Regions from separate parts of the Homo sapiens genome. Here region 1 is linked to region 2. A link is a loop called in an ENCODE intact Hi-C map of the cell type or tissue named here. Cell type or tissue: dorsolateral prefrontal cortex. All regions are shown on one strand. Links, peaks and the distances in the headings refer to the core of each region. The heading gives the core; the rest is flanking DNA.

Region 1 (15,738 bases), core at 3,229-11,228, 65 kb after region 2:
GATCAAGGTCTAGGCAAACAGTTTTATGACTGACTCTAACTTGTTTTTAAGAGAAGGTTATTTCCTTTATGGCCTTCAACATGTTTAATACTGATTATTAAGAGTGCTAGAGTGCCCACAGGAGAAGGGGGGCTCCCCTCCTCACATACCAACCCCTAAGTCCTCAGTAAACTCACACAGACAAAAACAATTCTGTAAGTAATAAACGTAACAGGCTTGGCACATCTAATAATTACTTGGAAGAGAAATTGGGACTGGAATGCACAGAAAACAACCTATTTGGGATTTGCTTTTCACCGGCGAAGTCATCATCATCCGGCTCATGAATTCCCAAGGCCACTTGATGGGCGTTCATTACCAGTACGCGAAGCCACTCTAGAATGGCACTCTAAGAACCGTACCCCAGCTCCCAGCAAAGCCAGAGGTCTTCCCTGTGACTGCCCACAATCCACGCCATGGTGTGCAGGGCAAGTGGGGCCGGGTCGCTCACAGGCCTCTGCACCAAGGACAAGCCTCTAACTTAAAGTCTAATCTGCCTCTGCTGAGAACATGCCTTAGTTTTTCATCTTTGGTGATAATTACAATCTCCTTCCAGCTATGGGCAATGGAAAAATGTAGTAAGAATATCTTACTATTTTAAATAAAGTCAAGAAGACAGGACCAAAGCAAAGTATATGAAACCAAAAGCAAACATAACTTTTGGCTACAGTGGTTCTATAGCCACTGTGTCTCAAAATCCAGAAGCCACAAAAGAAAATATTCACACCTATGACCACATAAACATCAAAACTCCAGCCTGGCAAAAATCAAAGTGAAAAGACAAATGCAAAAACAAATTTAAAAGACAAATAACAAAAACTTGGAAACAGTATCTGCATGCGTTATCACGCATTAGGGAAGTCTGCTTCCCTAATACATAAAGCACTCCTAGCAATCCAAGAGAGAAAGTTCAACAACCACAAACACACATGGCTCTGATGTGAAACACGCGCAGCCTCCCTTCCAGTAAAAGAAATGCAAATTCAAACTATGTTTAGATACCATTTCTCACCTTTCCAAAACTGTGGTGACCCAGTCTACCAGTGAGGATGTGGTCGAACAGGCACCTTCGCCCACCTTTCACACAATCGCGCCTCAGAGTACACCAGCACAGGCCCCAGGAAGGGCGACTTGGTGATGTCAACCAAAGCCACAAATGCACACGCTCTGGCCTTGGCACATCCAATTGCAGAAATTCATCCTAAAGGTACACGTGCATGTTTGAGAATTGAAATTAAGAGAAATAAAATATATTATTCATTGTACTTTGTCTATAATAGCAAAATTTGGAATTAAGTCAAAGGTTCATCAATAGAGGACTGGTTATGTAAACTGGCATGTCTATTAAATGGGACACCAGATGGCTGTAAACAAAGGCAGAGGAGAGGTGTGGGGCGGCGGGTGGGACAAGAAAAAAGGGAAGCTTTCTGTGTGCGGACGTGGAAGGATCTGTAAGGCACATTGAGTGTCGAAAGCATGGTACAGGAAAATGGGCTTGATGAAGGGTGGAGGTGGCTAATTTGTTTTTAAAGTTGTTTATAAATGCATACAGAAATTCTAGAAGGATATATAAGAAACACGACTGCAGAGACAAGGCAGGGACAGAGTGGACAGCAGCAGGCATGAATGAATGCCTTTGATAATTGATTTTATTTCTGAACCATCTGATAGTTGCCCTTAAATAGAGGTTAGGGATGCCAGCCCGCTCCACGGTCAAAAATCCAAGTATAGCTTTTGACTCCCAAAAATGTAACTACTAATGGCCTATTGTTGACCATTACGGATAATATAAACTGCCAATTAACACACATTTTCAATGTTATATGTATTATGCATATACTTACAGTATTCTTATAATACAGTATACTACAGAAAAGAAAATGTTATTTAAAAAATTAGGGGCCAGGCATGGCAGCTCATGCCTGTAATCCCAACACTTTGGGAGGCTGAAGGGGGAGGATCACTTGAGGCCAGGAGTTTGAGACCAGCTTGGGCAACATAGTGAGACCCCCTTCTCCTCAAAATAAATGTAAAAATTAGTCAGGAGTGGTGACATGCCCTGTGGTCCCAGCTACCTGGGAGGTTGAGGTGGGAGGATCACTTGAACCTGACAGGTCAAGGCTGCAGGGTGCCAAGATGGCACCACTGCACTCAGCCTGGGCAACACTGCAAGACCCTGTCTCTTAAAAAATTTTTTTTTAATTAAAAAAAGAAAATCATAAGAAAGAGAAAATATATTTAGTATTCAGTAAGTGGAAGTGAACCATCATAAAGTTCTTCATTCTCGTTATCTTCACATTGAGTACGCTGAGGGGAGGAGGGAGAGTCAGGGTTGGCCATGCTGTCTCAGGCGGGGCAGAGACAGAAGCGATGAAGGAGGTGGGAACCGGGACAGGAAAGGCACGCACACTTGGTGTAACTTCACAAAACACACTGCAATTTCCATCTGCCTTTTTTGCTTTTTCATTTATCTAAGTGTTTCTAAACAGCACCAATTCTTCTTCCCCTGTTTGTTTAGTTTCAGTGCCCACTTCATAGACGGATTCATGTCATAAAAGAAGTCAAAAGCAGTCTGAATAACTGGAACCCTTCTGCCAGACTGTCTAATGTCAATTTATTTTCTGGCACTGCTTCTTCTATGTTTTTTTCCCATCACCTGGCCCTGGTTTGGAAGTACTTATCTCCATTAAGTCGTCCTGTGTTAATTCCTCTGGTGTGGTGTCTACTAGCTCTTGAATTTCTCCAAGATCCATATCTTGAAATCCTTCCTTCCCCCTCTCCCCTGGCGCACCTTTTTATTTTTTTTGCCATAGCCACAGTCTCTTTCATGATTTCCTTGGTTGGCTCTGTTGCAAATCCCATGAAGTCATGCACAACATCTGGACAGAGTTTTCTGCAGCAGGAATTTATTGTTTCGGGTTTGATAGCTCTCACAGTTTTTTCTGTTACAACAGTGGCACCTTCAATGGTGAAATCCTTTCAGATTTTCCTGACCTTCTCTCTATCAGGGTTCTCCTTCACAGCGTTATTATCCTTTCCATAGAACGCCGTGTGTAATGAGCCTTAAAGGTCCTTTTGAGACCCTGATCTAGAGGCTGATATGAGATGTCTTATTTGAGGGCAAATAGACCATTTCAGTCTTCAGCCTTCAGTGTTGAACTCATGGGGTTCTGGGTGGCCAGGGGCACTGTCCAGTATTGAAAGAAGTTTAAAAGGCAGTCTCTTACTGGCAACGTACTTCCTGACTTCAGGGACAAAACACTGATGGAACTAATCCAGGAAAAGAGTTCTCACTGTCCAGGCCTTCTTGTTCTACAATCAAAAGACTGGCAGCTGGTGTTCACCTTTTTCCTTCAAGGCTCAGGGGCCGTCCTGTTCATAAACCCAACTGCATTTGCACAAAATGATAAGAGTTAGCCTATCCATGCTGCTTCTCTTCCTTACTAATAAATGTCCTTTGTAGCTTTTTTTTCCAGAATAGACCACTTTCATCTGCATTTATAAACCTATAGAGGCAGATATTCTTTCTCCTCAATGATTTTCTTAATGGTATCTGGGAACTCAACTGCTGCTTCTCCTATTATCTTGACTTTTTTTTAAGCCAAATCTCTTTCTAAAATTATCAAACCATCCCTTGCTGGCACTGAATTCTCCATCTTTAGATCCTTTGCATTTCTTTTGCTTTGTCATATAACGACTTTGCTTTTTCTCAAATCTTATTAGAGTCTATAGGTGAGCTTTCTAATAGCCATCCTTCTACCATATAAAAGCTGCATTTTCAATACAAGATACAAAGGTATTTTGCAAAAAGTGCAAAGTTTTTGTGCCTGTTGGCATATAGCTGCAGTGACGGCTTCACAAATTTCCTTTTCTTTTTTCCAGTGGTTCTTATGCTGGTTTCATTTATCTTGAAATGGCAAAAGGTAACCACAGCTGCCAACCTCAATCTACAGCACAAATCGAGCAATTCAACTTCTTCTTGCAATGTCATGACTTTTCTCTGCTTCTTGGGAGCACTTCCAGCATCACTAGGGGTACTTCCTATGGGTTTGGGTCCCATGTTGCTCTTCGAGGCTTATGGTATTGCAGGAAATACAGTGAAAATATGCAAGAACCTCAAGAGATTCCTTTTCACTGTGACATGAAATTTACTGTTGAGAAGAACTGCTCATGCGGAGATGATAAGGATCACATAGTGTCTTAAGTGGATACTGAAAAAACTTGAGCTGACCACAATAGCAACCAGATGTGGCTACAAAATTATTACAGTAGTATAGCAATGGACTACAGTTAATTTTATGCAGTTATGATTTAATACTACATCTTTGTGTTTGCGTTACATTTCTCGACTGCAAATGGTACCATGTATATATGTAAGTGTGTGCATAAGTTTTGATAAGATTTAACTTTTTATAACAGGTACGCATATATTTTACAGTAATAAAAATGACAAAATAGACTAGTATCTACATATATTTTATGCATTCATGACATGCCTAACTTTGTCTTAATTTTTTTCAATATTTCTAGGCTACGAGATTCATATGCAAGTTTATTCAAATATTTGAAAATCTCCAAAAATTTCCAATATATTTATTGAAAAAAATCTGTATACAAGTAGGCCCACACAGTTTCAACCCATGTTGTACAAGAGTCAACTAAGTTTTTCAGTTTTTCAACTGTGAAATGATAAACACGCCCTCCGTCAGCAGGCTGACGCATGCAGGCTGAGTCTGCCTTCCTCACACTCCTTCCGTCTGCTGTGTCATCTTCCCTGTCCCCATCCCTAGGGATCCCTCCTACACCCCCACAGCAGGACCAGGTTTAGCAGTCTCCCATCTTCAGGTCTGTGTCCATGACAAGGAGTTTCATAAAATGGAAATTATTCTTGAATATCATAATTTGAAACCAAAACAAATGGGGCCCATTGCCCAAACCTGCAGCAGGTTAAACTCAAAAGGGCTGATGTTGCCATGACAAGGATTGAAGCGTGTGTCGGTGTATACAGGGCAGTGGCTGCCTGGCCTCATTCCTCAGGGGAGTCTGAAAGAACCACCTTCCCAGCCCTCCCCAGCAGCTTCCAGGTGGCCTGCCCCACAGCCTGTGCTGCGACAGCATGCTGGGGACTCCCTGAAGTCATCCCTGCTGCACGAGACCATTCTGACCAAGCCAGGCCCAACACAGAGATACAGACCTGACACTAGCACCAAGAGGGCCATCTCCCATCTCTGCACTCTTCAACATGTGAGTACCAACCAACTGTGAGCTCAGGAAATCTTCTTTGAAAAACTAACTCCTCCTCCTCCCCTTCCCCACGCTGCCCACACCATACAGTCACAACATTCTACAGAGGAACCACCTTTCAGCCAGAGATGCTGAGAGGTGGAGACCTCTAGGAATATCTAAGGTCCAACTCCTGTGCAACATCCACCAAGATGAGCCCTGAGTGTGGAAGCCGGGAAGCCGCCCAGGTCCTGGCCTGGGAGCCTGTGCACTGGAGTCCAGGACTGCAGCAGCAGGGCTGCCTCCCGGGGGGACCAGACCCCAGGACCCTGGATCCACCCCTGGCGGTGCAGGACTCTACTCAAATCCTTCCAGGTGCTTGCTTTGCCTGAAAAATTCCAGAAATGACTTCCTGGTGACAACTGCACTGTCTACCAACACTTCAGGCCATAGTTTGCAGATGACTCGTGGGCCTTTGTACAACTGAAGCTCATTCCTTCTTTTCATCACATCTTATGGAGCAGCTAGGATCTCCTTAGCCCTCTTACTAGGAGAACCTGGTGCTTATCTAGCTAATGCCTTCAACAAGAGGTCCCCAGAAAGATGCATGGGCTTCCCATTCCTAAGAGGGTTCTGTTCTATTTTGGGGGTTTTTCATCTTCCTTTCTCTTTTTCTTGGGGAGTGAGGAGGAGGGGGATTCATTTAAAAGATTTAGCTCATGTAGAAAATAACTCCCTTTTTCTTTCATCAAAAGGAAAGTCTCGGACAGGAGCAGTAGCTCGCACCTGTAATCCTAGGGCTTTGGGAGGCCAAGGCAAAAGGACTGCTTGAGCCCAGGAGTTTGAGACCAGCCCAGGCAACATAACGAGAGCCCCTCTCTACAAGAAAGGAAAGAAGGAAGGAGAAAAGGAGAGAAGGAGGGCAGGGAAGGAAACGGGGAGAGAGAGAGAAAGAGCGAGAGAAAGGAAGAAAGACAAAAAAAACTAGCTGGCATGGTGGCATGCACCTGTAGTCCTAGCTACTCAGGAGGCTGAGGAGGAAAGATTGCTGGAACCCAGGAGCTGAGGCTGCAGTGAGCTATGATCGTACCACTGCACTTCAGCCTGGGCATCAGAGTGAGACCCTGCCTCTAGGGAAAAAAAATTGTCTTCAGAAGACAAAGTTAACCTATTTCCCCCTCAACGGATCTGACGAGACATCTGGGCCGGGGTCTAGGCACCACATGGCTGCTGTCCAGCATGTGCCCTGCAGGGGTGCACTCCTGCCCTCCGGTGCCTTCCCTGTGGGCAGCTCTGAGGTCAGCTGAGTGCCCAGGGCAGACAGCCCCAGGCCACTGGAGAAGTCTAAAGAATCTGTCTATTCATTAAAGCCTACCCCCAATAAATCTTTCTAAAAAGCAGGAACCAAAAGCTTTCCTCTTGGACCATGGCCAAGTTCTCATTTTACAGTCAGCAGCAGGTCGGGCTCCAAATCTGCATATAACAGTAACTGCATGTAACATAACTGCACTGCATGTAACATAACTGCACGTAACATAACTCCATATAACAAAACTGCATAAACATGACTGCATGTAACACAACTGCATGTAACATAACAGCATGTAACAGTAACTGCATGTACCATAACTGCATAAACATAACAACTGCATGTACCATAACTGCGTGTAACAGCAGTGCATGTTTTCCTCCTTTCCCTCTGTAGTTGCAGAGCTAGCAAGGCGTTCTGGCCTCCAGGAACCTTCTCACCAGGGCATACATTCCCCTTCCACTTGGGGCAGAATAAATTTCATGCAGGACACTCATCTGCATTTGGCCTCCATGCACATCAGTAAGTATTTAACTGAAAATGTAAAAGGTCTCTGAGGCTGAAACAGCAAAGCCCTGTGAGTTTCCTTTAACCTATCCCCAAATCTGTCCCCCTCAAGTATCCCATTCCCCAGGTAGTGCCAGTGCTTCTTGAAGCAGTTGCTTTTAACAGTTTTCTCTGAAGTGAAATACCATCGCAGCAAGCTGTTACTCCCCTGCACAGAGCTGCTGAAAACTAATCATCGAGCTTCAAACGCCAGGTTTGGCAAACTCTGGCTACAGAAAACCACTAATCTTGTGATGGCATTTTAGAGGTCTCCACTGAATCACATTTCCAAATGAAATAAACCCAGTCTCCCAAACTGGGCTGCGTTGGAAACAAGGAAACAAACAGCCGGCGACAGCAGTGAATTACAAGTGGCATGCTAATTACCAGTCCACATCCAGAAATAGCTGAAGACTGCAGGGTCTGTGTTGTTGTTGTTGTTAAAATAACTACAGCCTTTATCCCAGGGTTGGGCAAAGCATCTGATTTATTCAAATGCTTCAGCTTCTAAACATCATCACATTTATATGTACGTATCTGGGAGGGGGAGAGAGTGGAGGGAAACTGAGGGTTGGGGCAGGGTAAGACAGCACTTGGTAGGCGGTCAGGAGAGGGCTGCCCAGCGGGGCTGGTCCCTCCCCTGCCATCAAACCCATAAAACCTCCCAGGAGCTCTCCTGCCTGTCTGCCCAATGACGCCCACCTCAGACCCTGCAGAGAAAGGAAGGGGACAGAGGACGCCTGGTCCCTATGGTTTCTTTAGGCCATCCATCACTTACTCCACAGGAGGTGCACGATGGGCAATGGGGCCTAGTGAGGGTCACAAAATTCACACAGAAAGAATCTTGCTTCAAGAAACTTACAATCCATTAAGGAGAGGGACAGGAAAGAGTGCATGAGCATGACAGAAACGTGGTCGTTTTGTGCCACCACCCTTGGCTCCTGGGGACAAGGTGAGCTTCCGTCTCTGCACGTGCAAGTTCAGCTGAAGAGATGAGGCCACCCCTACGGTTCCTGCTGGCACTGTGGGTGCAGACGTGACCCACAGGACTTAATTTTAGAATGCAGAGCCAGAGCTCTGTTAAGAGAATCTTCCCCACCCCCCTCGCCCCAAGCCCCAGCCTTCTGTCACCCTATCACCCTCTAAATATGCAACAGCACCCTCTACTCCACTCTCAAGTTCGAGAATGGTCCAGCGGGAAGTCTCCTTCAAGCTCATCTGGTCCAGCACAGGTTACTCTGCGCTGACTGGAGTTGTGGGGAAAGAGTGTTCTGGGTTCGCATACATTTAGGACATTCTGGGTTAAATAACACTGAGGTTTTCTGTACAGAAGGACCACTGGCGTCTCCAGCACGCTAAAGGTACACTGAGGCTCTCCAAGATAGGACCGAGTAGGCAGCATCCCTAAACTCACTGGCTGGAAATGCTTCCCACTCCCAACACCTGTACCCCCCCAACCACGGACACCCCGGCCAGTTCGGCCTCCTTCCCCTTCAGCTGCAGGGCACACACGAGCCCCACTCCAGCGGCCGCTGAGGGCATAGTGCGGAGACACACATGCTCCTCAGGGCGCTCACAGCGGGGACTCGGGCACTGGAAGATCAGCCCTCACAGCCAAGCAGCCAGGTGCCACGGGTTCAGCGCTGGGACGCGCTGCCGGCTCCCAGTTCACCACCCTTCCTTCCTTCCCACACCCCATCTCTGATCATGAGAGGTGTCTGTTCAGCCTCAGAAATGCAAGACCAGATGGAGGCCTCCAGAGAGAAATCCTCAGCAGCCTAGACCCCTCACTGAAATACAACCCAATGCATTCCCTCTGCCCACTCTGACACTTCTTAGTGTGAACGCCACCAAGAAATTCTTGGGTGCAGGGGCTGATCATATAAAGATGAACTAAAGATGCCAAATTCCTTCATCCTGCTGTCACTCATCTCACAGCCAATTCTCACACACCCACCCCGAAATAAGCCAGGAGAAGGAGAGGGTTCCGGGTATCTCTACCGGGACAGGCCCAGGAGGAAGAGTGAGGACAATGGGGCTCCATGCTGGCACCGGGTGCCTTATTGCAGGCCTCCCTTGGGGCAGCAGTCATGGCTGACCCCGCGAATGTCATGTCCTTGGGAAAAAAGGCCATCAGAACAGAACCTGCCCTCTAGTTCCCAGGCCCTGCAGAGGGCTCCAGCCCTCACCACTGCCATCTGTTCTGCCTGGTGAGGTGGCCTTGTGGCTGAGGCAGAGCACAGGCGCGGGGTGGGCAGGAGAGTGGGAAGAGGCTGCCGGCCCCCTCTGCGGGCCTGGCTCTCTGCTGTGCCTGGACAGACTCCAACTGTAAGGAGGCACCTGCTGGCCCTGGAACCACGGCTCTCCAGAGACAAGCAGGAACCGGAAGCCAGGCTGGGGCATGGAATTTGCAGGAACCAAGATGTGTGAAGCATGGGGCAGAGCCACATGGGCTGTGACCAGCTGTTCCCAAATCAAACACATTGTCTCTGTGTTCACACAAAGCCAGCAACTGAGCCATGAGAGGCTGATGTGTGCAGGCACCAGGGGAACACAGGTGGGCTGCCTTCAGTGTGGGGAAAAATATCCTCCAGACATGAGGACCCTAAAACACCCACCACCACCAATGCAGACGTCACCACCAGCAGCCATGTAGAAGTCACAAATCTGCTTCCTGAAATTTACCTTTTTTTTTTAAGAGACAGGGTCTTGCTCTATCGCCCAGGCTGGAGGGTAAGTGGCATGATCATAGCTCACTGCAGCCTCAACCTCCCAGGCTCAAGTGGTCCTCCTGCTTCAGCCTCCTGAGTAGCTTGGATTACAGCTGTGCACCACTATACCTGACTAAATTTCTATTTTTTTATAGATGGGGTCTTGCTGTGTTGTCCAGGCTGGTCTCAAACTCCTGAGCTCAAGTGATCCTCCTGCCTCGACCTCCCAAAATGCTAGAATTACAGGTGTGAGTTGCCACACCCAGTCCTGAAATTCACTTTTAAGTGTCACACCAGCCTGGTCTTCCCACTAAAAATAAAAGGCTGTGTCACAGAGGGCTTTAGTCTCAAACTCAGGGCTCACGAGTGCTCTTGTCCCAGTTCCATAGGTGTCTGGCCCCTGCAGCCAGCTGCTCAGGCTTTTCTTCCTCTAAGGTGGGGAGGTGTAAGGCAGAGGATAGATGCTACCCACCTTGTGATGAGACCAGGAAAGGGCACATGTTCAAAACCAAACCGCTAAACAAAGATTTTTAAATGCTTTTGCTTTAAGATATCAAACAGGCACACTATATGCTTGAGAAACTCCACTACGTTTGCTAAAATGTGTCTATTTCAGAAAGAGGGTCTCGCCAGCATTGAGCTACAGTCACCCCGTCCACCATCCAGCACAGTGTAAGCAAGCCCCTGGCAGGGAAGGGTGCTCCGATCTCACACTAACTGGGCAGGAATTTATAGAAATGATAGTCACTTTTCCAAGGACATCAACACCTCTTCCTTTTTTTGTTATAATACAAATGTCCCTTAAATGCCTACATACTACGTAAAATCATGACTCTAAGTTAAGCACTCCCTTTTAGAATGTCAGAGGCAGTGATGAAGGCAGCCTGTGGATGCTCCCCCAGAATTTCAAGAATGGAGTAATTTTGGACAAGCCCACATGGTCAGACTACGCATGACGTATGGATGCCTGCTTTCCCAGAGTGTGGCAAGGCCCACGGATGTCTCAGAGCAATCCCAAGTTCAGGCAGGATGGACTTCAACCAGACTGCCACAGGCCAGTGGCCCCGCAGCACGTCCTGTCCGCATCAAGTGACCCCCAAGGAGCTGTGCCCAGAGCAGCTCCATCACCATGCCCAAAGCGGCAACATCACCATGCCCACAGCAGCTCCATCACCATGCACAATGCAGCTCCATCACCATGCCCAGAGCAGCTCCATCACCATGCCCAAAGCAGCAACATCACCATGCCCAGAGCAGCTCCATCACCGTGCCCAGAGCAGCTCCATCACCATGCCCAGAGCAGCTCCCATCACCGTGCCCAGAGCAGCTCCATCACCGTGCCCGGAGCAGCTCCATCACCGTGCCCAGAGCAGCAAAATTGCCGTGCCCGGAGCAGCTCCATCACCATACCTGGAGCAGCTCCATCACCATGCCCACAGCAGCTCCATCACTGTGCCCAGAGCAGCTCCACCACTGTGCCTAGAGCAGGTCCATCACCGTGCCCGGAGCAGCAACATCACCGTGCCCAGAGCAGCTCCAACATTGTGCATTTCCATTTAAGCTCCAGGCAGGCCTCCAGCCCCAGGATTCCTACCAGGACCATAATGCTGGCTTCCTAGTGATAGATGCCAGGAATCTCCAAGGTCTCTAAACACTGATCCCCACCCCCAGCTTGTGCACCATTGCACCCTGGAACCAGAGCCCTGCCCCTCAACAGCAGCAGGGAGGCTGCCTCTCAGTAATCATCTGGCTTACCCATCACTGTGGCAGGCCTGTCCCCCTAGGGTGTCCCCATGTCAGGCCATGTCCATGTCTTACCCAGGCTCTGCCTGCTGCATGCCCCATGCATCTTCCTGGTTAGCGCCTATAACTAAGAGAGGGCCCAGCCTCCACTTTCAGCTTCAGTCCAAATCCTGGCCCCAGCCACATGCCTTAGCACCTGAACCATCAAAGCAAGGCCTGTCCAGCATCTTAGATACCACCGATGGGCCTGGTAGGGACTTCAACACTGGACTTATTATTTTTTGTTTTAGAGACGGTCTCACTCTGTCACCCTAGCTGGAGTGCAGTGGTGGGATTATAGTTCACTGCAGCCTCAACCTCCTGGGCTGAAGTGATCCTCCTGTCTCGGCCTCCCAAGTAGCTGGGAGTACAGGTGCATGCCACCATGCCCAGCTAATTTCTTTAAAAACTTTTTTGTAGAGACAGGGTCTCATTATGTTACCCAAGCTGGTCTTGGACACCTGGCTTCAAGCCATCCTCCCACCTCAGCCCCCCAAAGTGCTGGGATTACAGGCATGAGCCACTGCACTGGGCCCAACATTAAACTTTAAATTTGGGCACCAACATCATGACTTTGGATTCAGGAGACAGTGTTTTGATGACTGGAACAGGCGCTCCCCTTCCAGAAAGTGCCTGTGCTGGCCAGCAGCTCTGGTAGGTAATGAGGGTTAAGTGGTCCCAGCACCCACAGGTGCACCACAGAGCAACAGAGAAAGGGCCATGTGACTCTACTGGCCAGAAAACACCAAACGGTGCTATGATCCCCACCTCGGGCCTCAGTGGCAAAGTCCCTTCCAAAATGCAGAGGCCCCTTAGTACCCAGAGTGGCTTAGCTCTGATCCCTGCTCAGCGAACATCCTCGGGGACAGAGGCCTTCTCTTATCAAAGAGGGCAGTGATTTCCTTTCAGAACACGAAGCAAAATAAAAAACAAGTACCCAGGTGAGAAGAGGAAGTCGTGAACTGTGCACCATGAAAGGCCAGGCGCTCTCATGAACACCATCTCCCGCAAACCCACGAGAACCCGCTGGCGGGGAAGGAATCCCCTCGCTACACAGACAAAGAACCTGGGTGCAGACAGGTGAACTGACTGCCCAGGGCACATAACGAGTCCATGGTGGCTCCAGAAACCCACCCTGGTCAGCCTGCCCTCAAAGCTCACGGCCTCCTCACACAGCTGTGTGGTCATGACCTTGTGGAAAGCAGGTCTTAAAACAATTTTTAAAGGCTGAAAAGAAATGCACACAAAGGAAAATGTGGTTGTGTGAAAATAGTGGCAGAATGGATGGCTTCTGCTCTTTTCTTTGTTGCTAAATTTTCTTGTTTTTATTATTTTAAAATGCTTTAAATTAAATAATAAAAGGCTGTTTATGGCCAGGTTCTGTGGCTCACGCCTGTAATCCCAGCACTTTGAAAGGCTGAGGCAGGAGGATTGCTTGAGCCTAAGAGTTCTTTAAAAAAAAAAAAAAAAGGTTAAGAGAAGTCCTAGGGTGGGTCCCTAATCTGACGGGGCTGGTGTCCTTACTGGAAAAGGAAAAGACCCCTCATGTGTGCCCAGAGAAGAGGCCACATGAGGACCCAGGGACATGGTGGCAGTCTCTGAGCCCGGAAGACAGGCCTGACCAGAAGCCAACCCTGACAGCACCTTGATCTTGGATTTAGAGCCTCCAGACCTGACAGAAAATACATTTCTGTCATTTAAGTCACCCGGTCTGTGGTACTTTGTTAGGACAGCCCTAGCAGATTCATATACCTCAGCCTATCCTGACAGAGGACCCTAAAACATCTCACAAGCTTATACAGAAGAATCACAGCCCGGTCTGATTTGGCGGTCGCCTCTTGCGAAGCAGAAGTCATCTACGGCACTCTGTTCCTGCTCTAACATGACAGGTCATGCCTCCTGGCTTCTGGGCACAGCACTCGTGAAACCGCGCTGGAGGGATGCACGAGAGATGCCCGCCAGGCGCAGGAGCCCTTGACGGAAGAGGCAAGAGCGCTGGTTCTGCTCCTGCCTCCACCCTGGGCTGCCGGTGGGGTCCTGGGCAAGGCACCCCGCCTCGCAGCCTCAGGTCTTCTCTTTGCACAGTATGAGAGGGGAGCCAGTGATCTTCCAGGGTACTTGGGAGTCCCAAAGCTCCAACTTTACAAATTCTGCCTTCCTCAGCACACAGTCCTCAGTCTCACACACAAAACCCCAAATACAATTCTTTTTGTACAAACATTAAAAGCACACATATCAAAATATATACATGATGGTTTATTTCTACTAGAGAAGGCTTATAGCCTCATAGGAGCATGTATATTTAAGCCACAGCAGCTATGCTATTTCTTGCAGGTATTCAAGAATATGTATTCCCTGAAAAACCACACAAAGTTACTTTTCCCCCTTGGGAGTCACCAGACTACCACCATCATAGCTCAGTCAGTATACAATGCTTAACATTTCAAGGTGCCAGTTGATTCTTTAAAACACATTCTGCTTCTTCTACAGATTTAACTTTGTGTACAAGCCACTGGATAGGGAAGATATGTTTGATGTTATTAGTAAGTCCAGGTGACATGCACGATGCAGCTGACTTTGCAGGGAGATGGTGAAGAAGCCCTGCACCCACGCCAGGCTTCCACACACAGGAGCCACTGGTATTCCCTGGGCTCGGGCACAGTATGACCCCACACATGCAGCTGATCAGCGGATGCTTCTACAGAAGAAACCCTACAACATAATCAACTTTGAGGCCATCCCAGCCACAAGGTCCAGCTCAGCTTTCCAGGATGTGAGCATGTCATGCAAGAATATGCATGTTGGTGTGTGGAGGGTAAGCCCTGTGTGAGGGGAAATTCCAAGCAAGACAGAAAGTATCTTGAGTTTCTACAATGTCCAGATGCCAAAATGGGGTCTCCCTACTGCTGCCATATTTGCTGAAGCAACTTCCCCCTTAGGAATGCTGTTGGTCCAATTCCTCAGCCTGAAACAGAGATTCCACAATTTGCTTCTTTCAGGGCAAGAAGGGTTTACCTATGAATCCAACGCATGACCTTTATTGCGCTTGATACTACAAAGTCCTTGTGCATATGCCTAAAATCAGACCAGCCGGTCCCCAGTACACTCCCTTTTCCTAAGCATTTTCTAAAGACAGAATTCATGTTCCTGTCCAGCAAGAATACAGTCTCTCAGCTACTCCACATAAAAAACAAGCTAAAAAGACAACTTTTTTTTTTTTTTTTTACTATTTTACATATCAGGCTGTGACACTCAAACAAGTAGGTAGGCTGTCCTAATATCAAGTGTGATGTAAAAAGTCTGCAACCGGAATTTTCCTAGTGACCATTAAGACTCTCATTTTCAGTGGGCTCCACAACATCCTCCTCATCCGCCTGTGTCCCCGAGCGCAGGCCACCCCAGATGGGCCAGGCAGCAGTGAAGAGCCCTCTCTACAGCTCCACCGCCTAGGAAGGCTGGGACCTCAGGAGGTCGCGTGACCTCTCACATCTACTTCCTCACTTGTCATTGAGGGGTTTTAGTTCTATGAGATAGCTTTGGTCTCTTTCTGTTCTAAAGAAAAGACGTAACTCACTCTTCTATAATAACAGCTACATTTTAAGCCACCACAGACCTCATCCTTTTGATGACAAAAATGCCTTGCCATGCATTCAGGTCGAGTGATTAAGCCTTGTGGAGAAGGGGCCGTTATCTTGGTCAACGCTTCCGCACACCGGCTGGGCCGTCTGTCTGACGTGCCCCCAGCCCTCAGGTGCTGCCAAGAGCAGCCACCTGGACCACCTTCAGCCCTTTCATCGCGGACAGAAACTGCACTTCCCATGCACACTTCTCAGCTTACTTTACAGAGTTAAACTTAAATCACCGGAGGTTAATTAACCCATTTATGCGCAGTGTTCCATTATTGGAACGCTAAGCATGTGGGAGTTATTTATATCCTACTGCTCAAGGTCATTGCCAAGGTCTGATTTTTCACACGTCTGCAATTCAAAAAATTGCAACCTCCGGCATAAAAGGGTTTAAAAGGAGAACCACTGAGACAAATCTGCCATTCCAACTTCAGAAACAACTGAGTGACTGCTGACCTGGTATTAAAGTGCTCCTCTGGCCCCAGAAGCCTGTGAGCCTGAC
Region 2 (15,738 bases), core at 4,019-12,018:
GGAGTGGAGGCTGGGTGGCTAGACGCCTGCAAATCTCCATCCCCGTCATGGGGCTGCAGACGGCACCTACACACAGGTCCAGGGCCTGGGGTGCTCTTTAGGAATAAGATGTCCACTTGGGGATAGAGTCCTAAAGATGAGGCTCCCAGCAGCTGGGCTGTGTAATTGAAGCTGCTGCAGACTTCCAGACACACACCTAGCAGGTGCTGGCCTTCTCAATCGCCCCTCAGCCAACAGGGATGACCATTTCAGAGCACGGGTCCCACTCCTGGCTGGGTGGCAGAATCACCCCAGACCAATTGAATCACTATCTGTCGGGGCTGGGGCAGGACTCTGCAGTGTCTCATCAGCTCCAAAGGTGATTCTGATGCACGGCTGTTCTGGGAAAGCGAAGATCCAGACCAGAGCTTCCTGAGATTAAGGTGCCTGCAAATTCCGGGGATGTGGTGACTGCAGATTCGGTTCAGCAGGTCCGGGGCAGGGCCCAAGAGGCTGCATTTCCAACCAGCTCCCAGGGGATGCTGATGCTGCTGGGGACCACATCTAATTAGTGAGATTCTAGACTCCAGGTTCTTTGGCTCTAGAACCTTCTCCACAGACCAACAATGGACAGACAGCCACTCCTGCATGAGAGCTTGCTCCCATCGGCAGCCTGCAGTCCATGACCCAGCTCTGGCCTCCACAGGAGACTGTGTGGGGTCAGGGCTGAGAGGGCTCCGGCCTCCATAGGAGCCTGTGTGGGGTCAGGGCTGGGAGGGCTCTGGCCTCTGCAGCATCCTCTGCTACCTGTGCTATCCCAAGAGACGACCTATGTGGGTCAGAAGGTAACAAAACAGCCAACATTTACGTGTAATTATCAGGGACACATGACATCACCTCCAAGTGTGATTTCTCTAAAAGGTAAAAGCAAATTCCACGTGGTTGAGGATCAAACGTACACATTTTTTCTAAATATTTCACACATTTCCACACGTTTGCATGGTGGAAATATGTGAAATATTTAGAAAATATTTATAAATGTAGACATATTATCAAAGAAGAATGGAACTGTACACGTGTCATTTTAAAAGAAATGAGAGAATTTTGGAAAACTCTGGAATTTATTATAAAAAATAACTAAGGTAGCTTTAAAATCCAGTCTAAATGAAAATGTACAAGGTAAAAGTATACTCCACGTTTCAGCTAAAAGTGTGCTGTGTCACAAAAAAGTAGCATTTATTTCTACACTGAACTGCAAAATACCACATAAACTGCCAGGTACTATTCAAAAGCAAGTTACTGATTTTCTATCCATTTTGCTTAAATATAAAAGGGGAGCTATTTCAGTTTGTTTTACTAAATACACTGTCTCCTTCAAAATGCATATATTAATCTCTGAAAATGAAAATATGAGCAAAGATCTCAACCATCAATCATTGAATTATAGTATAAGCTTACTTGAAAAAATAATCTTCTGATTCTAAAAATGCAAAAGAGGAAAAATCAATTATTTCATTAGTCAGCACACAAGCAACAAAGATAGCTAAGCGTTTCTGCACAATCCTATAACTGTGAGCAGCTAAAGAAAACATTGAACATACAGTCTGTGACGCACATTTTCATTCCACTGAAGCAAAAATACACATATATTTATACATATGTGTATAATGTCATACACAAACTTAAAAAAAGGCCATGAGTTGGTGTTGAGACCCAGTTGCTTTTTAGGTTCTCAAAGCGTATAAAGCCAGAGCGCTACAACTGCTGCGATGAGAAAAGGAAATCAAAACAAGGGATTTCTGCCTTTGCTCAAAAGACACACACACACACACACACACATTAAACAGTTGTGGTAGAGGATGCCAAAGGAGTGTGAGCTGTTAAGAGTTCCATTAAAAATGATAAAAATAATTGGGAATAAATACAGAGATGTGCTTACACCCAGCTCCACTGAAATCTGTTAGTCTGCGAGACCCTAGCCAGAAAATCCGTTGTTGATATTTATTGTGTACATGTGTTTACTTTGAGTTTACATGAAGACGCAACTGGAGCCCAGACAGCAAGCTTCCCACAAAGGCCCAGATGGTGAACGGTTCTGCACAGGCCATGCCGCCTCGGCCCCTGCTCCTCTGCTCTGCCGAGAAGACAGGGACGCAGCCCCAACAGACAACACACAAACACATGGTGTGGCTACATGCCAATAAAACTTTATTAACACAGACAAGCCCTGCCCAGGACATGGAGCATGAACATGAAGTGCTGAGTACCGGACCATACCCTCCTCATCTTCAGTGCAATGTCTTATTCAACTTCCATTCCACAGCTTCAGGGAAGGGAGGGGAAAAACCCTGCAGAGCTGGCCTCATTTCAGTTTCTCAGTCACCCTGGAGGAACCTCCAGGACACCCAGACGGCCTAGCATTCCCAGCACGCCCATCCCAGCTCTGTACAGCTGCCACCAATTAACATAAATAATTGCTTGTTGTGTGCTGTTTTGTTCTCTGTATTTTTCTTGCATTCATCTTGTCTCTTTCATTTCTTCTAATAGTTCAAGGGCAAGGTGTTTTTATTTGCATTTTCCCTTAGAATTTAGCTTAGTGTTCAGCAAAAGATACTGCTGACGAGCAAATCCTCTCTTCCTCTCAAAAGGTAGGTAAAAGTAAGGCTAACCAGGAAAAAAACTACACCACCTTTACGTGTACCCCCAAGGCAACTGTGGTAGAGAGGAACAACCTCCAGGTCTGCCCTGCGAAGAACAGGTGCACAGGGGTGTGGCTGCCAGCACTTCCTGAGGGCAGGGACCGGCCTTTCTGATGGCATGCCTGGCAAGGGCACACGGCAGTGCTTGGTGAATTCGACAATAGATCAAGTGTGATGAAATATATGGTAAACTAACCTTTTACATTTGAGCAGAATTATGGCATTCAGGAATTAAAACTGCTCTTAAATATCATCAACTTTAACTCACCGTCCCATGTAAGTAGAAACCATGGCTTGAGTGTCTCTAGACACTCAAGGGCTGGGTCCAGAGCACAGTAAAAGCAGGGTAAACCTAATGCTGTTCTAAATGTGATACAGAAACTCTTGCTATTTAAGGAATCCTATAATGAAACTTCCTTCATAAATAAAGACATGAATTAGTAAAAAGATGTTTGTTGCTAAATTCAGCAGTTCCTTGACTGTGGGTTCTCTTTTTCTCTTTCTCTCTCTCTTTCTCTCTCTCTCTCTTTTGAGACAGAGTCTCACTCTGTTGCCCAGGCTGGAGTGTGGTGGTGTGATCTCGGCTCACTGCAACCTCCGCCTCTCGGGTTCAGGCGATTCTCCTGCCTCAGCCTCCCAAGTCACTGGGATTACAGGTGTACACCACCATGCCCGGCTAATTTTTTTGTATTTTTAAGGGAGATGGGGTTTCATCATGTTGGCCAGGCTGGTCTCCTGACCTCAAGTGATCCACCCGCTTCGGCCTCCCAAAGTGCTGGGATTACAGGTTTGAGCCACTGCGCCCGGCCAACTGTGGGTTCTGATGTACTCAGCCTCCCTAGTGGACAGTGCACCAGTGCACTCACAGGGTTTATGCTAGGGAGTACAACGGTTCACAGCAACGCGGCGGCAAGGGCTTAACATTTGTGAGGTGGGCTCCAGCAGCAGCAGGGCATGGAACACTGGGCTTCCTGGGGCAGCCCCCCATTCTTAGAGGTGATGGCAGCAGTCAGCCCACACCCACAGCATTTCCCAGCCCTGGCCCCCCCATCTCAGCCTCTGTGTGGCTGCTCCTCCTGGAGCCTGGGTGTGAGAGGAGCACAGCAGTCCCACAGCCACCTGTGCCAGAAAGGAGAGTCTTCCCTCAGCCTCCCACCGCATTGGTGGGCGCATTGCCCACCGGCACCCGGGTTCTCAGAACAGAGTCCGCCAGGAGCCACAGCTTAGTCTGAAAATTCTGGCAATGTTTTCCGGTGAGAAAAGGTAGGAATTGAGAAACATGAAGGGGGCCGGGTGTGGTGGCTCATGCCTATAAACCCAGCACTTTGGGAGGCCGAAGCAGGGAGATCATGAGGTCAGGAGTTTGAGATCAGTCTGGTCAATATGGTGAAACCCCGTTTCTACTAAAAATATAAAAATTAGCTGGGTGTGGTGGTGCGCGCCTGTAGTCCCAGTTACTCCAGAGGCTGAGGCAGGAGAATCGCTTGAACCCAGGAGGCGGAGGTTTCAGTGAGCCAAGATCCCACCACTGCACTCCAGTCTAAGAGACAAAGCAAGAATCCATCTCAAAAAAAAAAAAAAACAAAACAAAAAACCATGAAAGAGACACTGCCTACATCTAAAGGCAGCATAAGGCCCAATGTCACAGAAAATGGCAGTCTCCATGGAGCATTTCCCGCGGTTTCTCTGGGCCACTTCCGCACAGCAAGAAACGGAAAGGGTGCCATCTCCTTATTAAACTATATGGTGCCGCTGTAGAGTCCCTGACACAGAGCAGGTACCCACCAGAGTCACTAGGGGCATCAACACAGTCAGCTCAAATCAATAAAGGCAAACTGAAAATTAGATTTAAATAACGTCTTTAAGATGTGGTTCCACAGGTCCATCCTCAGCCTGTTCCCCTCGGTGTCCATCCAGCACAGCAACAGAGACCACAAGCCCCACCTCCGGACCCTGGACTCCATGTTCCTATAAGACAATGCTTTCCAAACTTCGGATTGCAACCCATTAGTGGTCTATGAAGCAAATGCAGGAGTAAGAACAAATACATCTCAGAAGGTGAGGGCAAGTTCTTCTCCAGAAACTTCTGTGCAGTGGTGTATGAATGTGTGCTGGCGCATGTATTTTGCACTGTGACTCACAGTCCTGATATGAAACCCACTTCTTCCTGGAAAATACTTTGCTATGGACACAGCTCCCTGTGTGGCAGGCCACCTGCAACCAGGAATTTAATTAGTGCGTTGGCTGAGGATTAAAAATGTCCATGCATTGACTATTCCATGCTAATGGAGACGCATTCTAGTGGCAAGAGCGCAAAACCTCCCAGAATCCCCCACAGTTCCAAGCCACGGCTCGCTCCTGGGTGGCAGGCGTGGTCAGGCTGCAGGGCGGGGCTGAATTACCCTTCCAGTTGCCTCTGATTTGAGAGGAAACAGAAGGCATGGGAGGAGGCATCTGTATCTGTGTGCGTAAGCCCACGTGGAGTTTATTACCAGACGCCTGGCATCAGAAGAAAAGACACCAAGGAAAGGATATTTATCTAAAGAGCATGAAGTTCACTCTCAATATTTACTCAGAGGGAATCAGAGCATTTATCCAAGGTGCTGCAGTGCAGGGGCGGCTCTCAAAACACACATCTGCTCAGATCACTTCTCTGCTTAGAACTCTTCAAAGGCTCCCCAGTGCACTTCAGATGCAGTGTACACTCCGGGGCACCTGTGTCTTCTCACGGTCCGAACACTGCCTCCCTTCCACTCTCATCTCCCTCCACCCCAACTGGAGACCCCGTGCCATGCTCTGGCCATCCTGAGTACACCAGCAGACGCCCACAGTGCCCCTGCCAGCAACTTTCTCACCAAGACCATGGCCGCCCACCCAACAGCCCACTGAGGCCAACAGGCCCCCAGGCTCCCCACACGCATGCCCTCTTACAGAGCGCCTGACACCTGCGCATATTTTTCCCTTTTCTGTCTCCACCAGGTTGGACAGCAACTAGAGGGCAGAAAATGCGTTTCATTCCTACACCTCCAGCACCAAATACAGGTGCTCTATAAACACTTACTAACTGAAAAATGACCAGATCACCCTAAGAAGGTGAGTAAGTGGTCGCTATGATCAGTTCCCACGTCCCCTGCCTGTGAGCCCGGCCTCAGCCTGGGGTAAAAGCACACGGTCCTCCCATAGCCAGTTCCCATAGTCAGCTTCCACATTCCTTCTATAGCCTGACGTCCAGCTCACCGCTGACACACACGGACAATGACTGAGCTGGCTCTGGCAAAAAAGATCATGGCTTGGCCTGGCACGGTGGCTCACACCTGTAATCCCAGCACTTTGGGAGACCAAGGCGGGAGAATAGCTTGAGGCCAGGACCGCTGAGTCCATGAAGGCCAGGGCTCCTGCCACCTTCCCCATGGCCCTGGGCCTCTCCACTCTCCAGTGTCCCCAGGTAACAAAGATGGGACTTGAAACCTATCAGAGTGCCAAAGTGTATGGAAGAAGGAATTCAGGAAGAGTGCAAATTAAGCTAGTCATCAAACAGCCTACACAAAGTTCAGGTGAGCCTTTGGCCATGAGCATCCTCCAAAACTGAAGATGCTCCCAAACAACCTGGTCCCCCAAACCCACATAAAAGTGACTGGAGAAATCTCAATGACGCAGGTGCAGGAGGCACTCTGTGAGTCCCTGGAAGGGCATCCGACACACAGCAGGCTCACCCCCAGGGGAGATGGACAGGTAGAGTAATGGATGGATAAAATCAGAGTTGCTTTCGGTGGGAAAGCTGCTTTATGCCTATGATTTTAGTATGTGTTCACTTTAAATATGAAGTTCTGGTGTAGGCAAGGCTGTGCATAACTGCAGCTCCCTACACAGAAAGCAGGCATCCCTGAGACAGGCCGGGGCAGTGCACACCTCACATGCCCACAGTGCTGAGCCCACGCCTGCTCTTCAGACACCCAGGCCCCCGTTCTCTGCAGGGCCCCCGACTCTTCTGTTCTTCCTCTCTTGTTCCTTCTTCCTCCTTAGCTCATCCCCCAAAGTCCCACACTCAGCTTCTTGTCGGCTCCCTCTAGAAACTTGGCTTCCACGCCAACCGTGCGCCAATGCCACCAAACCTGTCGCCTGGTGCAGGAAGCATCCCCTGGGCTCCACACCTTTATCTGCTAGCTGCCTCCTAGAAAGGCTCACTCGCACCACCCCCAGATATACCCAGGTCTAAGAAGCCAAAAACAGACCCTTCCTCCCACATCTGTTCCTTATTTTATTTTATGAGACAGGGTCTCAGGTCTCACTCTGTCACCTGGGCAGGACTGCAGTGGTGCCGTCATGGCTCACTGCAGCCTCGACTTCTCAGGCTCAAGCAAAACTCCTGCCTCAGCCTCCTGAGTAGCTGTGACCACAGGCACACGCCCCCATGCCCAGTCGTCCCCTCTCGATACACCCCTTGATAGCACACCCCCACACCCCACTGTCCCCTCTCTCTCAGTACATCCCCTGAAAGCACGTGCCCCCAGGCCCCGCTGTCCCCTCTCAGCAAACACCTTGACAGTGCATGCCCCCCGGGCTCGGCTGTCTCCTCTCGGTATATCCCTTGACAACGTGTGCCCCCGTGCCCGGCTGTCCCCTCTCGGCACACTCCTTGACAGCAGATGGGGCTACCTGGCCCTGCAGCTGCTTGCCCACCCTCTCAGCCACTGAGTGGCCTGCAGACCCTCTGTCCACTCGCTTGGCACTGCCACAGCCGCCTTGCTGCAGCACCCGGGCCCTGGCTCTCCGCCTGGACGGAAGCTGCCTGGTGTGCACTGAATCCTTCCTGAGCATACAGTGCACCTCCAAAACCTGCCAGGCTCTTTTCTGCCCCATGGAGTGCCCCACGCAGTTCAATGCCTGAGACCCCCTCGCCCCCTTTCCTGCCTGCCAGTCCCCGTGTGTTCTGCACAGCGGGACCTCATCTCCCAGGCCCCTCTGCCCCACCTGCCAATCACACCACCTGACAAAACTCCCTCACGCTGCCACAGCGGTTCTGACTCTGTGTGAACCAAAATCATCTGAGGAGTTTATTTCAAAGATTCCAAGTTCCACCTCCACTGGTTGTAACGGAGTGGGGCTGGAGGGGATTGCAAAACCTCCTTCCCACAGCCACAGGACTTCCCTGTGGACAGCAACAGGACTGTTCTGTGTGACACCCAGTTTGCATCTCGCTGTGGGCAAATGTCCTAAGAGTAAACTGACCTGATGCTGAAACGTACTTCCTGTAAAAAGCCCATTTGGTGGATGTGATTTCATTCAAAGCACTGCCTGTCCAGAAGTCACCAGGATTCCCTAGTTTTATGTATTTATTTATTTTGACCACAAGGATCAGAATGAGGACCAGCGAGCAAGAAATATGGGAAGACAGGCTTCAACGCACTGACAAGAAACACGCCAATGTGTCTTTGTTCTTTAATAATTAAGAACCACGCAAGACTGAAAGGGCAGCCTCATGAACCGTCAGCACCCATCACTGCGGTGCTGGAGAGAAGCCACTGGCCCGTGGTGGGTGCTGAAGAACCCAGCCATTGGATGTGACTGCAGCAGCTAACACCCTCCACCCCCGAATGACTTCACAGAAACAGTAACTGTTTTGAGAGGGATCAGACCAAAGACAGAATCCAGATGATAAAGATGAAACAACCTTCATATTTATTCAGAAGGATTTTTTTCTGCTGAAGTTTCAGTATCAAATCAATACATTCCAGACCCTGATCTCCAAGAGTATATCTCCCACAGTGGTCAATTCAGGGCAGAGAAATACTGATCTTCAAAAGATCCAGTATTTAAATTTAGCTGAGCATCTGGCAAGCCTGGTTCTTCCAGAGAGAAGAACCTGAGAGTCATCCTGTTAGTGGTCTTTGGGGAAACAATACCAGGAGGAAACCATGCCCGGGATTATCCTCTCTACCTGCTGAGAAGCAACCAGGGTCTCTTCCTGAATACTCATTCATTGTGAGATCAACACATAATTTCCTGTGAGCTCAGGATTTACAGACACAGACATTTACTTTGCATTTCAAATAATCGGACAAGGTGTGGTGGCTCACACTTGTAATCCCAGGGCTTTGGGAGGCCAAGGCAGCAGGATCATTTGAGCCCAGGAGGTCGAGTCTGCAATGAGGTATGATTGTGCCACTGCCCTCCAGCCTGGGCGAAAGAATGAGACCCTGTCTCTTTAAAAAAAATAAAATAAGGGCCGGGCGTGCTGGCTCACGCTGTAATCCCAGCACTTTGGGAGGCCGAGATGGGCGGATCATGAGGTCAGGAGTTGGAGACCAGCCTAGCCAACATGGTGAAACCCCTTCTCTACTAAAGATACAAAAAATTAGCCAGGTGTGATGACGGGCGCCTGTAATCCCAGCTACTCAGGAGGCTGAGGCAGGAGAATCACTTGAACCTGGGAGGCGGAGGTTGCAGTGAGCCAAGATCGTGCCATTGCACTCCAGCCTGGGCAACAGGGTGAGACTCTGTTTCAAATCAATCAATCAGTCAAATAATCAGTGTATCCTTGTGGTCAAAATAAATAATACATAAAACTCAGCTAGGGAATCCTGGTGACTTTGAGACAGGCAGTGCCTTGAGTGAAATCACATCCTTCGAATGGGCTTTTACAGGAAGTACATTTCAGCATCAGGTCAATTTAGCCTTAGGACATTTGCCCACAGCAAGATGCTGTGTGAGAACTGTGTGTTGGCAGAAAAGGACACCGTCATGGAGGGGATTCACATGCACAGGCTGTCTTCTAAGTGACACTATCCATTTTTCTTATGCACGAAAGGTGGAAAACGTTCTTTATAACGGATTTCACCACTCTCACAGCGCACTACAAATATTGACAATTATCACTTCCACAACAGCCTGACTTTGTGCTAGACTCAGCTGTCTTGGTTCATCCTCAGGTGGCATTAATGAATACACATGAGGGAAGCCAAGTTTTCCCAGCATCTCTGCGAGAAGACAGCACCCAGACTTAGTTAACGGAGCTTTCTATTTTAGAGACTCTCATGGAACCAGCTCTCAAGGTAAAAAGCAAAAGATTAATGCTGGAAGCACGGACGGTGTAGCCATACAGGAGCTCCTTCCAAGGACAGGCATCTGCTCCTTCTCTCCAGGGGAAAGAATAAACAAAGCAATGCAAACGCATTTCTGATGACTCCTAGCTACGTTCACCTTTCCCTGTCTCCCTCCATCACTCCCACTGTCTGCATCACGGCCTGAGCAGCTGCTTTAGTTACTTGTACTGCACAACTCAGCAGCACCTGCATCGCTCACTAGCTGCTTTCATGGTGTGTCTTGTCTCCCTAACTAGCCTGTAAGTTGCTTACAGACAAGGACACTATCCTGTGCTCTTTGCCCCCATCACACTTTGCACACTTCAAACACACGAGTGGAACTGCACTGAGCGCTGAGCTGAACCTTTCCTGCCTGCTTAGGCTGGCTGCTTCCTTTCCTCCATGAGGAACTACTGAAAGACTTCTGCACACATGAGTATAATACCACTCACAGCATCGCCAGCCTCAGGTATGCAGGAAATACAGAACAAAGTGCGTCCACTGAGGATTTTCAAATTTATTTGCTACTTGCATGACATGGCCCCTCCATACACAAAAAAATCAAATAATAGAGCTGGGTGTGGCAGCTCGCACCTGTAATCCCAGCTATTTAAGAGGCTGAAGTGGGAGGATCACTTGAGGACAGGAGTTCAAGACCAGCCTAGACAACACAGTGAGATCCTGTCTTCACAAAAAAATTTTTAAGAAATAAGCCAGGTGTGGTGGCACATGCTGTTAGTCCCAGCTACTCGGGAGGCTGAGGCAGGAGGATCGCTTGAGCCCAGGAGTTTGAGGATGCAGTGAGCTATGACCACACCACCGCACTTCAGCCTGGGTGACAGAGCAAGACCTTGTCTCTTTTAAAAAAAAATCAAATAATACATGTCATTATAGAACATTTTTCTTAAAAAGCAATAATGGCAATGATGTTCACTGTGGGAAAAAAATGGAAAATACAGATAAGTAAATTAAAACATTAATACTCGTAACCCCATGACCAAAGTTAACCAATGTTAGTAGCTTGGCATGTCTCCTTCAGAGCAGATGATTCTGCATATATATCTTTTGCCAAAAACGGTATCATGTTACAGATACTATGATATGATATTTTCACTTAATATATATTAAAACTTGTTTTATGCTAATTATATTTATTCTTTAGAACAGAACATTTCTATGGCCTCAGTATACTTCAGACCAAACTTTTAAAATTTATGTTTACTACTTTAAAGCCTGCTCACAAGATCAGGTCTAGCAGAGATGCCACAAGAAACAAGCATAGTACATGGCATTATTTAGAGACTTTTGAACCTGACAAGCACTGAAAAAGCCAAGCGTGGTGCTGCATTACAGTTCCACCAAAAGAGTACTCTAGTGCTGTTAATTTGCCAATTAAAATGTTTCACATCTTTAAAAATGAGACTGATTATAATTATAAAGACTCAAGCTATCTGTGAGACCACAACCAATATTTATTTTATTTTTATTTTTATTACATTACTCCTCCTGACACTACATATTTTATCATGGAAATGAGAACTAGCATCATCATTGTCAGCTGTCAAAACAGTCCCTGAAAGCCAAGGTCATAAGCCAACACCAATCCAAAGACAATGTGATAGTTAAAAATGCAAAACTGTCCTCAAAGCTGACTCCTAGGCTCCTCTGACACGATGCATAACAGGTTTGGCTTTGTTTAGACAAAGCTCTTTTTGGCACTGGAATAATTAAAACACACCCTTGCACACTTGAGAAATCTGTTTGAATTTCCACTCTCCCTTTCCCCGGCGCAGCCTGAAGACCTTCGTTAAGGGAAACAACATGAAGCCTGCCCACCTAACCACCTCCTTCTCCATTCTTTTTTTTTTTTTTTTTTTTTTTTGAGACGGAGTCTTGCTCTGTCGCCCAGGTTGGAGTGCAGTGGCGCGATCTCGGCTCACTGCAAGCTCCACTTCCCAGGTTCACGCCATTCTCCTGCCTCAGCCTCCCACGTAGCTGGGACTACAGGCACCCACCACCACGCCTGGCTAATTTTTTTTGTATTTTTAGCAGACACGGGGTTTCACCGTGGTAGCCAGGATGGTCTCAATCTGCTGACCTCGTGATCCGCCCGCCTCTGCTTCCCAAAGTGCTGGGATTACAGGCGTGAGCCACCACGCCTGGTCCCCCTTCTCCATTCTTAGTGTTCTCCAGCCTTTGCTGCCGGTTGGCATTTTTATGACTAACCTGATAACTAACGACAGAGCACAGAACTGGTTAGAAATATGTTCCATTTTTCCCCAAAGGTGAGTTGGGCTCTCATATCTCAAGCAAAGAAAAAAAAAAAAGTTTTCTAATTTAGCTCTTCTCTATAGGCATAAAAGTACCCAACAAGCTCATATCCAGCAATCCACTTCCCTCTTGGGTAATTTTCATAGAGTCAGAAGGATCCTTCCTGCCCACAACCCAAAGACTAACTCTTACTCAAGAATAACTTAACGTTTATCATCTTTGTCTTCCCCTTCTCATTTCTATTAAATTGGTTTCCATACCATTAATCTATCACACTGTTTTCTGCTACATTTACCTTTTAAATTTTCCACTTGTTTTATTCAATTTGCCTTCTAAGATGTGTTCATATTTCTATTAAGGTCCAGCTAGAAATGTCTAGATGCATAGCTAAAGCATGGAGACTGCAATCTGAAGGCCGCATGGCTGCCCTGCTGGCACGGAGGTTTTGGAATCCGACTGCCCCTAGTGGGCTCTGACTCCTAAATGGCTGCTGCACATCATACCTTGGTCTCCTCTGTGAGTTCCCTCCATCTATGGCGTGTAGAGACATATTCCAAAACTCCATTTACAAGGTCTATTTGGACTGCAAAAGACTGAATGATAAGGTCACTGGAACAGTCAGCTGGCACAATCATAGGAAAGCACGAATTTCACTCCCATGCTGATAAACTGAGAGAGGTTTCAGTCCACACTGACAGACTATCAGACTAGAATAGCCATCCAACGGTCCTACACAAACTCGTACAACCCACAACCAGCTTCAACAGAACAGTCAGTGTATGAGACAAAGGCACAATGACAAATCTAAAAGACGGCCTCTCTCCTCTCGCTCACGCCTCTGCTTGTGTTACCTTCCAAATGTGTGCCTTTGCCCACAGACCTCGATGGGTGACAATCACAAGTGTACGCTCCTATCAAACCTTCATACACTCAAAATTCGCCTCCTATGTCAAGTACGCTCCTATTAAACCTTCATACAGTCAAAACTCGCCTCCTATGTCAAGTACGCTCCTATTAAACCTTCATGCAGTCAAGACTTGCCTTCTGTGTCAAACCCCATTGCAAACAGATCCAAGCAGTCATGCGTCGCTCTACCATGAGCCTGCTCTGGCTGGCTGGGGGCAGACCCTACCAAGAATGCAGCTGACATCATGCTAGGATGGAGAGGCCCCTCATGGAAAACATGCAACTCATTATTTCTCATCCTACAAACTGTTGCAACTGTCCCTTCTCAGCTGTCAGCACGGCCTCACCTCCAGCCCTAACACCTGCATGGGTGTGGGCAGCAGTGATGTCATCCAGAACCCCTACAAGACAACACGCACTCCTGCCAATGAAAGAACTAGCATGAAGAGGCCCAGGAAGAGAACATCCTCATCTTCCAGCAGATGGGACAACAGAAATCTGGCTTAAGGCCATGGTGAAATTGGCTATCCCTTCTGGAGAACTGTACTGAGGGCCTGGAACCACCAAACAAAGCGAGGTGCAACAAGAAGTACTCAGAATGCTTATAGTATAAGGAAAGATATATACCCTTCTTCCAATCCAACATCCCTTACTAAAAATCACCACCAGAAATGTTGGTATATTATGTATGTTAAAATGACAGGAAACAAGGTGGGTGGATCACGAGGTCAGGAGATTGAGACCATCCTGGCTAACAAGGTGAAACCCCATCTCCACTAAAAATACAAAAACAAAAAATTAGCCGAGTGTGGGCGCCTGTAGTCCCAGCTACTCGGGAGGCTGAGGTGGGAGAATGGCGTGAACCCAGGAGGCGGAGCTTGTAGAAGTGTATTTTGAGTCAAAACGGGAGGGGACCCCTGCTGACGGTCTTCCTGATGAGTGATGGGCTCTGCACAGATGTCACGTGTGCTACTGACCCCATTCCCTCCCACAACAAGCTGACATCACAATGCACATGCAATACCCAAATATTTGGTGCAAACCTTAAAGACTATTCTGAATTCTGAATGCAAAGTGTGGTGGAGTTTTTATACTCAGTTCCCACTCATCTGCCTCCTCCTCTGGAGAAAAAAGAAATCAGTGGGGAGAAAAGGGACAGAAAAATACCAGAAATTCTCCCAGGGTCCAGGAATTTTCATCTTCATGTCACCTCTTACTTGCATAGCGTCAAAGTGGTACATACCATGCCTCTCCTTCACTCAGTTTCCACACCAGGGAGAAGCCTTGTTTAAGAGGGTGGCCAATTGCCCTGCATCTCAGTGGCCTTGCCTGCCTTTTGAAAAATGATACCAGAGATTTTCTCTTACATCAACTTATCTTTTCAAATAAATGTAAATGGCCAGTACGTTTGAAGGCAGAAATTGGAAAATCCAGATCATGTCTACTTATGCTCTTTTCAAGACTATCCATGGTTATTATTGATGACCTGGAAATTCCATTGACCTAAAAATCCAGGAATCTTTTGTCATACTTTTTTTAGTGTTGATATCTGCCACCAGGCAAAATGCACAACAGCACTGAGAGTGAAAACTAGCCAGGATCATGGCAGGTGAGCGCTGCTTTATCCTCGCTGGCTGCGCTGTAATACCACACATCTCCTCACTTGGATTCATCTCACTGCACTCCCAGTTTGACTACAACCTCCCTGAGGGCAAACAGCACTTTTCTGAGAAGGGAATCTCTACAGGATATTTTATTATTGGTCTGAAACTAAAATAAACCTGTTTCCAAAGTGGCTCCGAGATGTGATGTTTTTTCCCTCCAATGATGAGAGGAAATGACCTGCAGGAAGGTCAGAAGCCTGGGTCCCAAGCAAGGCCAGCTTGGTGGAGATTCCATGTGGCCAAGCCTGCCCCTCGCTCAGGAGACTCACTGTTCTCCAAGGTTTGCCACAGCTTGAAGTTTCTCATCTTTCCATTCTGTGGCCCACCTACAGCTCACAGTCTCTGTGCTCCATCTGAAGTTGAAAACACCTCAGTCACATTGATTTCAAAAGCCAAAGATTGCTAGAAACAAAGCTAATCAATGTCCAATTGTGCCTTAGCCATGCCTGTTGGCTGGAAGGGAATCTTTGAAACACATAAGCCAAGAACAGCGTCATCTGAGGGCAAAGCAGGTTGGAGGCATCAGAACCCTCTGCAATGCTGCGGTTGGCCTGTATCAAGAAGTGCTCAATCTAGATGTCACCAGAAAGCTGGATTCTTAGGGGCAATCTTTCTGATCACCACCAACGTTCAAATCATTCATCATCTCTGTGATGATAAGACCAAATCCAACTGGCAGTGCCTCCTAATTAGGCATCCATGAGAGACAACTCCCAGGAAATTAAGTTCCCTAAAATGAGCTCACAATCATGTCTTATCTGCAATTAAAAAATTAAATCCCTTCCTTACTAATATTACATAGCAAATGGAACAGCAGAGTATTGGAGTTAGCAGGTAAGAACATGGCTTTTTTTTTTCCAAGTTGTCTTAAACAATGGTAAAGGCACGGAAGTACATCATGTGACAAGCAGCCCATTCCATTGTTGGGCAAGTCCTGCTGTTAGAAACCACCTTCTGACCACGGCTTGAGGTTTCACTTCCCTGTACCTTGCACCCACAGGCCCCAGACTGATCATTTCAAGCTATGCTAAGACCCCACTCCCTTCCTCCACAGAAAGGCTACTCCATTTACTTGAAGGTCTCTTACAACCATGGAGTCCTCTCCATCCCTCAACTCCTCAGCTGCTTCTCCTGTGA

Evidence for each region. Hi-C counts contacts between places; a loop is a spot of excess contacts. Peaks named below come from ENCODE experiments on the same cell type or tissue, not always from the same donor. Only the 100,000 strongest peaks of a DNase experiment are listed, where the experiment ranks them.
Region 1: it touches region 2 in a loop (2.6-fold over the local background); 9 of 110 quality-filtered maps call a loop at or near these places.

Annotation. Positions count from the first base shown.
Region 1 is chr18:13,293,920-13,309,657 of GRCh38, reverse strand. The region is part of intron 2 of LDLRAD4 (low density lipoprotein receptor class A domain containing 4); the gene reads right to left. Among named protein-coding and RNA genes, the nearest start is that of C18orf15, 62 kb to the right of the region's middle. RefSeq lists enhancers at 5,049-5,548, 5,549-6,050 and a silencer at 7,163-7,348. In dorsolateral prefrontal cortex, for the core only: no CTCF peak of the experiment used is centred there; a DNase peak (open chromatin) is centred at 7,413; H3K4me3 peaks cover 732 bases; H3K27ac peaks cover 1,678 bases.
Region 2 is chr18:13,359,236-13,374,973 of GRCh38, reverse strand. All of the region lies in intron 2 of LDLRAD4 (low density lipoprotein receptor class A domain containing 4), which reads right to left. Among named protein-coding and RNA genes, the nearest start is that of LDLRAD4-AS1, 60 kb to the left of the region's middle. RefSeq lists an enhancer at 8,131-8,778. In dorsolateral prefrontal cortex, for the core only: no CTCF peak of the experiment used is centred there; DNase peaks (open chromatin) are centred at 8,223 and 10,013; H3K27ac peaks cover 1,016 bases.